2 separate regions of the Homo sapiens genome follow, and region 2 is linked to region 1. Evidence: chromatin contacts called from ENCODE Hi-C data. All regions are on one chromosome and are shown on one strand. The core of a region is the stretch at or near the end of the contact, and the rest is flanking DNA. Distances in the headings are between cores, read along the strand shown.

Region 1 (4,119 bases), core at 11-2,510:
CAGAAATGTCATTGCTTCCTTCTTTTGTCTGGTCTTCCACAGGGCTAGGTTGGGATCCGGGGGGAGAGTAGCTTTCCTAGCTCTCAGCAGCTCAACTCCACCGAATTAGTGAACGATGGACATGTCCCCAAGAGGACTCTAAACCCACAGTCCCCAACATGGTGTTCTGCAGCATGCCACAGGTCATCTTGTTCTGTCCTCTCTGAGGGTGAGGTTGGAGAGGGACCCTAGGCTCACAGGCTCAGTGACAGTGACTCACCAAAGATCCTGTGGGCAGTCAGGGTCTGGGCCAGGCCAGTGAGCCCATTCATATGGCATGAGCCACAACACTGTTCCTCTTCCTCCGGCAGCAGCCCGTTTTGCGTGTCCCCTCACTATGAGCCGTGGGAGAAATTTGAAAGGGCTTGGATCAGAGGGCAGGGAGAAGAGGGTGGTCCTGACATCTGACACATACTTCATTTTAAACATGGGCTATGTATGACAGGCCTTCAGCTAGTTATTGAACAAAGAGAATAAGAGCCCTTTTACAAGGGCTTTACATATATTCATTCATTTGGTCCTCACAACAGCACTGTGAGTTAGAAGTCTCAATCTCACCCCTTTACAGATCAGGAAACTGAGGCAGATAATTTATTTGCCTATGGTCACAGGACTAGTGAGTGACAGAGCAGGTGGTTTGGTCTTACAGTCTATGTGTTTAACCACTACACCAAACCACCTCCCTAAGATGCTAGAGGGGGTTTGTGCCAATGCCTGGATTCTAAGAGATTAGATTCTCTTTAGGATCTCTGACCTGTTTCCTCAGCATTCAGAGATAAGGCCAGAAACAATGCCATTTGTGCACGAACTGACAACTGACGGTCCTCCTACCTCCTATTTCTATTTAAAAGGCACTGTAACTTCTTTCCACAGGCAGATCCCTACCTCTCCTCCCTTAGGGGAGGACGAAGGTGTCCCAGCCAAGGAAGATCCTGGTCTCCAAGGGCTGTACCCTACTGATCCGGAGGCAAAGCAGTGAGGGCCCACCCCAATTCCTCACCTCCCATTCTACTCTTCGGCAGAAGCATCTCAGTGTTGGAAAGATAAGGATTTCTTCCTAAAAAGGAAGGATTACACTATATCAGAGTCTGAAGATACAGTTTTCATTTGCAACGCAAGGGAATTCCTTTGAATCTCTACCTTATGATTTCCCTGCAAACCCACTCCGATGGGGCTGGAGAGTGCTCTCTCACTCAGATGAATCTCTCAGGGGTTGTCCAGCAGGTGTTTGCCAACTTGAAGAGCTACCTACTATCACAGACCTATAAAAGTACGCCTGTGGACAGACTGAAAACAAACAAACAAAACACACACACAAACACACAAAACAACCGCACACTGGGAGAAGTTCTAGGCAATTTCCTTGCAAATAACTGCTTTGAAAATTACTGTTTTAAATTGGCAGAACACTAAGGACTTTGAACAGATCATCCCTTTTACTCAATGTTTTCATAACCTTGAAGTGAAGGTGGAGGGAGCAGTACGTTTTAAGGTGCCAGGATTACACTACGGGGTCAGTGCTCCCGGATATGAACTTTCTTTTTCAGACCGACCTTGGGACCTACAGCTTTGTAAGTTACTCATACAACTCCATCAAATGTTACAGGTAGGTCAGAGGACATTCAGGTTGTTTAAGCCTCTATAAATGACTCAGGCAGCAACAATTTACAACGTCTTTGTTTCTGCTATGCAGTGCCCTCCTGCTAGAGATGGCAAAAATGTGGGGAGGGCTTCAGAGCATTCTAAGCCTGGTATTTCTGGCTGGAATTTTTAAATCTCACTACAATCCTGACAAGAGACCACGACCTTAATCTCCCACGGCATGACTGGTTAGTCTTGATCGTAAGCCATATAATCAACACCCAAATGTGCATAACACATCTAAATAATGTCAAAACTACACTATATACCACGCAGGGGACCAGAAATCAATCTTTACCTCAAAAGGATAAGCTTCCAGGATGCAATAACATCCCCTTCCACCCTTTTCTACACCCTAAAACAGTAATATTCACGGTAACAGCAAAGCGGAAATCAGCTTTTCCTGAACATGTACTGAATTCTAGTCACATTCACACACGTTAATTCATTTAATTCCAGCCACAAGGTAGGCAGCCTCTGTTAACATTTTACAATTGTGAGAACGCAGAGATCTGGGACTGGCTCAAGGTGACACACTGCAGCAAGGAGTCAGAATTTGAATCCGAAGCAGTGTCCTTCCCCCTCGCAACAGCTGCGGCGTTACAAACACAGGTCAGCCACGGAGAAATTAATGACCCACAGCCATCCTTGCAGCTCTGCGCCATAACTGGGGAGACAAGCTGGTTCCCGTGACTCTTCAGTCTGTTTTCACCCAAGTGCATGACTGCGGGAGCAAAGCGACCACGTGAGCATCCCCCCCCCACCCCCCCGCTTCCCCCAGGCGAGGGACAGTGCCAGGCCAAGGACAAGTCACAGGTGCAACAACGTGCCAGAACTGGATCCGGAGCCCCAGGGCGCAAGATCTCCCGCAGCGTCACCCGGCAGAGGGACGGGTGTGGCCACCGGGCGCGGCAGGTCCTGCGTGCGCTGAAAGTGCGGCTGGAGGCGCGGACGGCTTTCCGGAGCCCCGAGAGAGGAGCTAGGAATGACTTTGGTCGCAGCCTCTGTAACCCCGCATGACGGCCTCTAGGGGGACAGCGAGGTCCCCCTCGATCTCTGGCTGTAATCAGCCGGCGGGGCCAGACGGTGCCGAGACTCCAGGGCGAGGCCGCAGGGAGGGGGCTGTCCCGCCCCACGTGGACCGGCTCCCCGCTGGGGGCGTGGCCGCCGAAGCGGGCCGGGCCAATGAGCGCCACCGTCGGGCTCACCCGGCTGGGCACGCCGGGCCGAGGAGGGCTGCGTCATGCCGGGGGCGGGGCTTCGGGGCCGGCGCGAGGCGCGGCGGGGTCACGCGGGTCGCTGCGCGGGCTATAAGTAGGGGCCGGCGGGGTGCTCCGCTGGAGTGATGGCTGCCGGCGCTCTCTGCGTGGTTCTTCTTCTCGGCCGCTGAAACCCCCGCGGCTGCTTCCTGGGAAGGTCGTGAGTCCCGCTGAGCTGTCCCCGGTGCCGCCGACCCGGGCCGTGTGCCCGTGGCTCCAGCCGCTGTCGCCTCGATCTCCTCGTCTCCCGCTCCGCCCTCCCTTTTCCCTGGTGAGTAGTGGCGCCGCCTCGTAAAGGCTCTTTCTTCTCCCCGGGGCCGGGCGCGGACGCCGTGGCGCTGGAGGCGGACGCCGTGGGCGGCGCGGCTGGCTTCTCTCTTCGCCGCTGGCCGCCTCCACTCCGCCCGTCTGCCCGCCCGCGGGCCTTTTTGGCGGTCCCCGGGCGGCGCGCGCGGGAACGGCCCTTTTCCGATTTTCGCGCGGAGGGCGCGCGCGGGCTGGCAGCGCAGGGGCTGGGCTGGGCGCGCGCGGGCCGCGGAGGACCCGGAGCCACGTGCCTCTCCTTCTCGCGCGTCCTACTGGGGATGGGGGTCTGGAGTAGCCGGCAGAGGCTATTGCGGGACCCCGGGCGCGTGGGTAGAGCGGGGTGCCCCACTGGCCCCCCAGGGGCACGCAGCTATTGTTATTTCCCCCCTCCCCCGCAGGATGAACTTGCGTCCTTTCTCTTCTCCGCCATGGAATTCTGCTCCGTGCTTTTAGCCCTCCTGAGCCAAAGAAACCCCAGACAACAGATGCCCATACGCAGCGTATAGCAGTAACTCCCCAGCTCGGTTTCTGTGCCGTAGTTTACAGTATTTAATTTTATATAATATATATTATTTATTATAGCATTTTTGATACCTCATATTCTGTTTACACATCTTGAAAGGCGCTCAGTAGTTCTCTTACTAAACAACCACTACTCCAGAGAATGGCAACGCTGATTACCAGTACTACAGCTGCTACCGCCGCTTCTGGTCCTTTGGTGGACTACCTATGGATGCTCATCCTGGGCTTCATTATTGCATTTGTCTTGGCATTCTCCGTGGGAGCCAATGATGTAGCAAATTCTTTTGGTACAGCTGTGGGCTCAGGTGTAGTGACCCTGAAGCAAGCCTGCATCCTAGCTAGCATCTTTGAA
Region 2 (3,735 bases), core at 615-3,114, 1.0 Mb after region 1:
AGAAATGGGATTGTTGGATCGAATGGTAGCTCTACTTTTAATTTTTAAAGAAATCTCCATACTGTTTTCTATAGAGGTTGTACTAATTTACATTCCCACCAGCAGATATACACAAAAATTAATTTAAATGGACCATAAGCTTCCATGTAAGAACTAAAACTATAAAACTTCTTTAAAAGATAGAAGAAAAATCTTTGTGGCCTTGAATTAGGTAAAAAAAAGATTTTTAGATTTGACATCAAAAATATGATTCATAAAAGAAAATATTGATAAATTATACTTCAACAAAATTTAAAACTTTTCTTCTTCAAAAGACAGCATTAAGAAAGTAAACAGATAAACTATACACTTGGAGAAAATATTTGCAAATGGTTTATTTGATCAAGGATTTATATACAGATAATGCAAAGAATTTGAACAGCTCAATAGTTAGAAGCTAATTAAAAATGTGTAAAGGATTTTAGTAGACATATCACCTAAGAAGATATATAAATGGCTAACACATGAAAAATGTTCCAAATAATTAATCATTAGGGAAATGCAACTAAAACCAGAATAACGTACATTCAGTTCATACCCACTAAAATGCCTATAATTAAGAGATTGACAATACCAAGTATTGACAAGTATGTGTTGGTAAGATTTTAAAATGACATAGTCATTTGGAAAATAGTTTGAAAGTGTGTTAAAAAGTTAAACCTGTACTTAACAAACGATCCATCAATTTCACTCCTAAGTATCTATGAAGAGAATTGAAGGTTTATGTCTACCTAAAAGCGTACATGGGGGTGTTTGAAGCCACATTATTCATAATAAGTAAAAACTGAAAATAATTCAAATATCCATTAACTGGTGCATAGATAAAGTAAACTATCCATTAACTGGTGCATAGTAGATCTGTACAATGGAATCCCTAGCAGCAGCGAACCAAGGCTTCAAAGTTCCCTAGTGGTTTCTTTGCCCTCACTGCTGCATGCCACAAAAAGACCATGCTATGAAAAGACCAACATCTCCAAGCATAGCTGTAGATGACTTTGCTTTCACTTCTGGTTACAACTGAACTTACTCATTCTTTGTCTTCTAAAGAAGCCATTCATTTCTTGAGAACTTTTCTGGTGTTTGGTTCCAGAATCTGTCTTTTAGATGACAATTTTTTTTCTTCAGAGTTAGACACAGACTCCATGGCATTTTACTATATTTATAGCGTATTTTTATTATAGTTATGAAATCAGTTTTTTTCTTTTTAATGGAGTTCTTTTTCAAGTTTGATTTTTTCTTTTTTCTTTTCTTTTTTTTTTGTGTGTGTGTTTGTTTGTTGAGACAGGGTTTCACTCTGTCACCTAGGCTGGAGTGCAGTGGCATGACCTCAGCTCACTGCAACCTCCACCTCCTGGGTTCAAGCCATTCTCCTACCTTAGCCTCCAGAGTAGCTGGGACTAGAGGTAGGCACCACTACGCCTGGCTAATTTTTGTATTTTTTTGTAGAGACAGGGTTTCACCATGTTGGTCAGGCTGGTCTTGAACCCCTGACCTCAAGTGATCCACCCACCTTGGCCTTCCAAAATGCTGGGATTACAGGCGTGAGCTACTATGCCCAGCCCCGAATTTGATTTTATTATACCAATATTATCTTCTCCCCCTCCCACAGTTCCCCAAACACTTCTCTACACACTCTGGTCTGGCACAGTTTCAAATTTGTGGAGTTGATATCTGGGGCTCCTACTGGAAGGAGGATAAAAACAGAAGGAATTTGGCACGGGGCTCCTCCATCTTCCACGCATGCGGCATTTGTTCTGAGAATGTCAGCTCCCTCACAGTGCATGTCAGAATGGCATGCCAGCATGGGCCTCTGGTCTAGCACACAGAAAGGGTGAAGAGTACACATGGTGACCATTGTCACTTTGCAGATTTCCTGCCTCCCACTCACATGTCTGAGACCAGTTTTGCTACTGTTGCACCGCTAACCACAGAAGCCAGAAAGGGAAACGACTTTCTTTCTTTTCTTCTTTTTTTTTTTTTTTTTTTGAGATGGAGTCTCACTTTGTCGCCAGGCTGGAGTGCAGTGGCACGATCTCGGCTCACCGCAACCTCCAACTCCCTGGTTCAAGCTATTCTCCTGCCTCAGCCTCCCAAGTAGCTGGGATTACAGGCATGCACCACCACACCCAGCTAATTTGTGTATTTTTAGTAGAGACAGGATTTCACCACGTTGGCCAGGCTGGTCTTGATCTCCTGACTGTGTGATCCACCCGCCTTGGCCTGTCAAAGTGATGAGATTACAGGCGTGAGCCACTGAGCCCAGCCAGGGAAAATAAGTTTTCAATAGAGAATTTTCTATTAAGGAAGAGAGTGTTCTTTCAGCAAAGACAGGCTTTAGCCACACCTGTTTTTATAAGGATTTGAGGGGAGGGAAATATGCCAAGAGACAACTTCAGAAGTTTATAAAGACAAGAGCGACCTCTCCAAAACAGCTAGGAGAGTGGGTCTTTAGTGGTGAGGTCTTCATCTCTGTCTGATCTCTCTAGGCTGAAGGAAAGATGTGAATTTGCTGTGAAGGGATATTCTCCTCAAGGACACTTACCATCTGTTTCCTGGGGATAGGAAGGTAAGTCATCAGTGTCAAGAACCTTACTGGTAAAACAATAAAACAATGTATTCATTCGGATTTGTGCTCTTTAAGTGAGAGGGGTTCTAGAACAGCCTTTCTGTCTGGACCCCTTGATGGTAAACCATCCCGTGTGAGGTCTGCTCTTTACTGTGTGGACGAGGCCAGGGCTGTTATTTGACATCCGTGGCCACAGCCCACAGTCTAACGTCGGCCAGCTCCGGTGTGATTGTACTTAGTACATCAGTAGTCATGAGAAAACTGGCTAAGAAAACACAGAGCTTCAACTGGAACAAAATATTATACGTGCAACACCCATGACCGTGTGGCTGTTTTATCCCCATTGCTCCTTTCTTTTCTGCAGAAGGTTCTTTTTAAATTTTAACGTATATTTGTCCAATTGTTTGGTAATGCATTTCCATGTTTTCAGAAATAGTGAATCAAATCTGGACTGGAACAACACTCCCTCACTTACCTCCTGCACCCAGCGCCTGCCTCGCTGTGGGAATGCCCCATCCTTGGTGTCTTAAAATTTGCAGAGCTTCTTTACTTGTACATAAGACATGTGCATATACAGAGCAAAAATTCTGCATGACCTCACTTACGTGTGGACTCTAAAAATGTCACACTCACAGAAGTGGAGAGTAGAATGATGGTTACCAGAGGCTGGAGGGAGGGGCGGGCAGGGAAAGGGGAGAGGTTGGTCAATGGGTACAAAGTTATCATCAGTTAGAAGGATTAAGTTCTGGTGCTCTATTGCACCGCGTGATGACTATAGTTAATACTAATGTATTGTGTATTTGAAAAGACCTGAAGGAGAGGATTTTCAATGTTCTCACCACAAAGAAATGGTAACTATCGGAGGTGATGGATATGCTAATTAGCCTGGTTGTATCATTCCCCAGTGCATATGTGTATCAAAGCATCACACTGTATCCCATAAATACATGCAATTATTTTTTAATTAAATTTTTTTTAAAACTTAGGCCAGGCTTGGTGGCTCATGCCTATAATCCCAGCACTTTGGGAGGCTGAGGAGGGGGGATCATTTGAGGTCAGGAGTTTGAAACCAGCCTGACCAACACAGGGAAACCCCCTCTGTACTAAAAATACAAACATCAGCCAGGTGT

Evidence for each region. Hi-C counts contacts between places; a loop is a spot of excess contacts on that map. Pooled maps may share reads with other maps.
Region 2: a loop to region 1 is called in a map with no recorded cell type, with 6 times the contacts of the local background. The contact joins the enhancer-like site here to the promoter of SLC20A1-DT in region 1. A Hi-C loop is called at or near these places in 2 of 37 single-sample maps with no recorded cell type and 2 of 50 pooled maps.

The regions. Positions count from the first base shown.
Region 1 is chr2:112,642,920-112,647,038 of GRCh38, forward strand. SLC20A1-DT (SLC20A1 divergent transcript) reads right to left here and starts at 1,261. Exons shown (of 5, transcript NR_033871.1): 1 at 1,180-1,261; 2 at 1,040-1,096; 3 at 260-374. It overlaps SLC20A1 (solute carrier family 20 member 1), which reads left to right and starts at 3,020. Exons shown (of 11, transcript NM_005415.5): 1 at 3,020-3,210; 2 at 3,644-4,119. The coding sequence starts at 3,910. RefSeq lists an enhancer at 1-42 and silencers at 2,682-3,511, 3,973-4,119.
Region 2 is chr2:113,691,852-113,695,586 of GRCh38, forward strand. The region is part of intron 1 of LINC02936 (long intergenic non-protein coding RNA 2936); the gene reads right to left. Among named protein-coding and RNA genes, the nearest start is that of LINC02936, 10 kb to the right of the region's middle. RefSeq lists enhancers at 1,590-1,679, 2,120-2,249, 3,510-3,559. Within about 2 kb of position 1,865, at least 5 of the 41 ENCODE cell types and tissues checked have a DNase peak (open chromatin) inside an H3K27ac peak, as active enhancers do.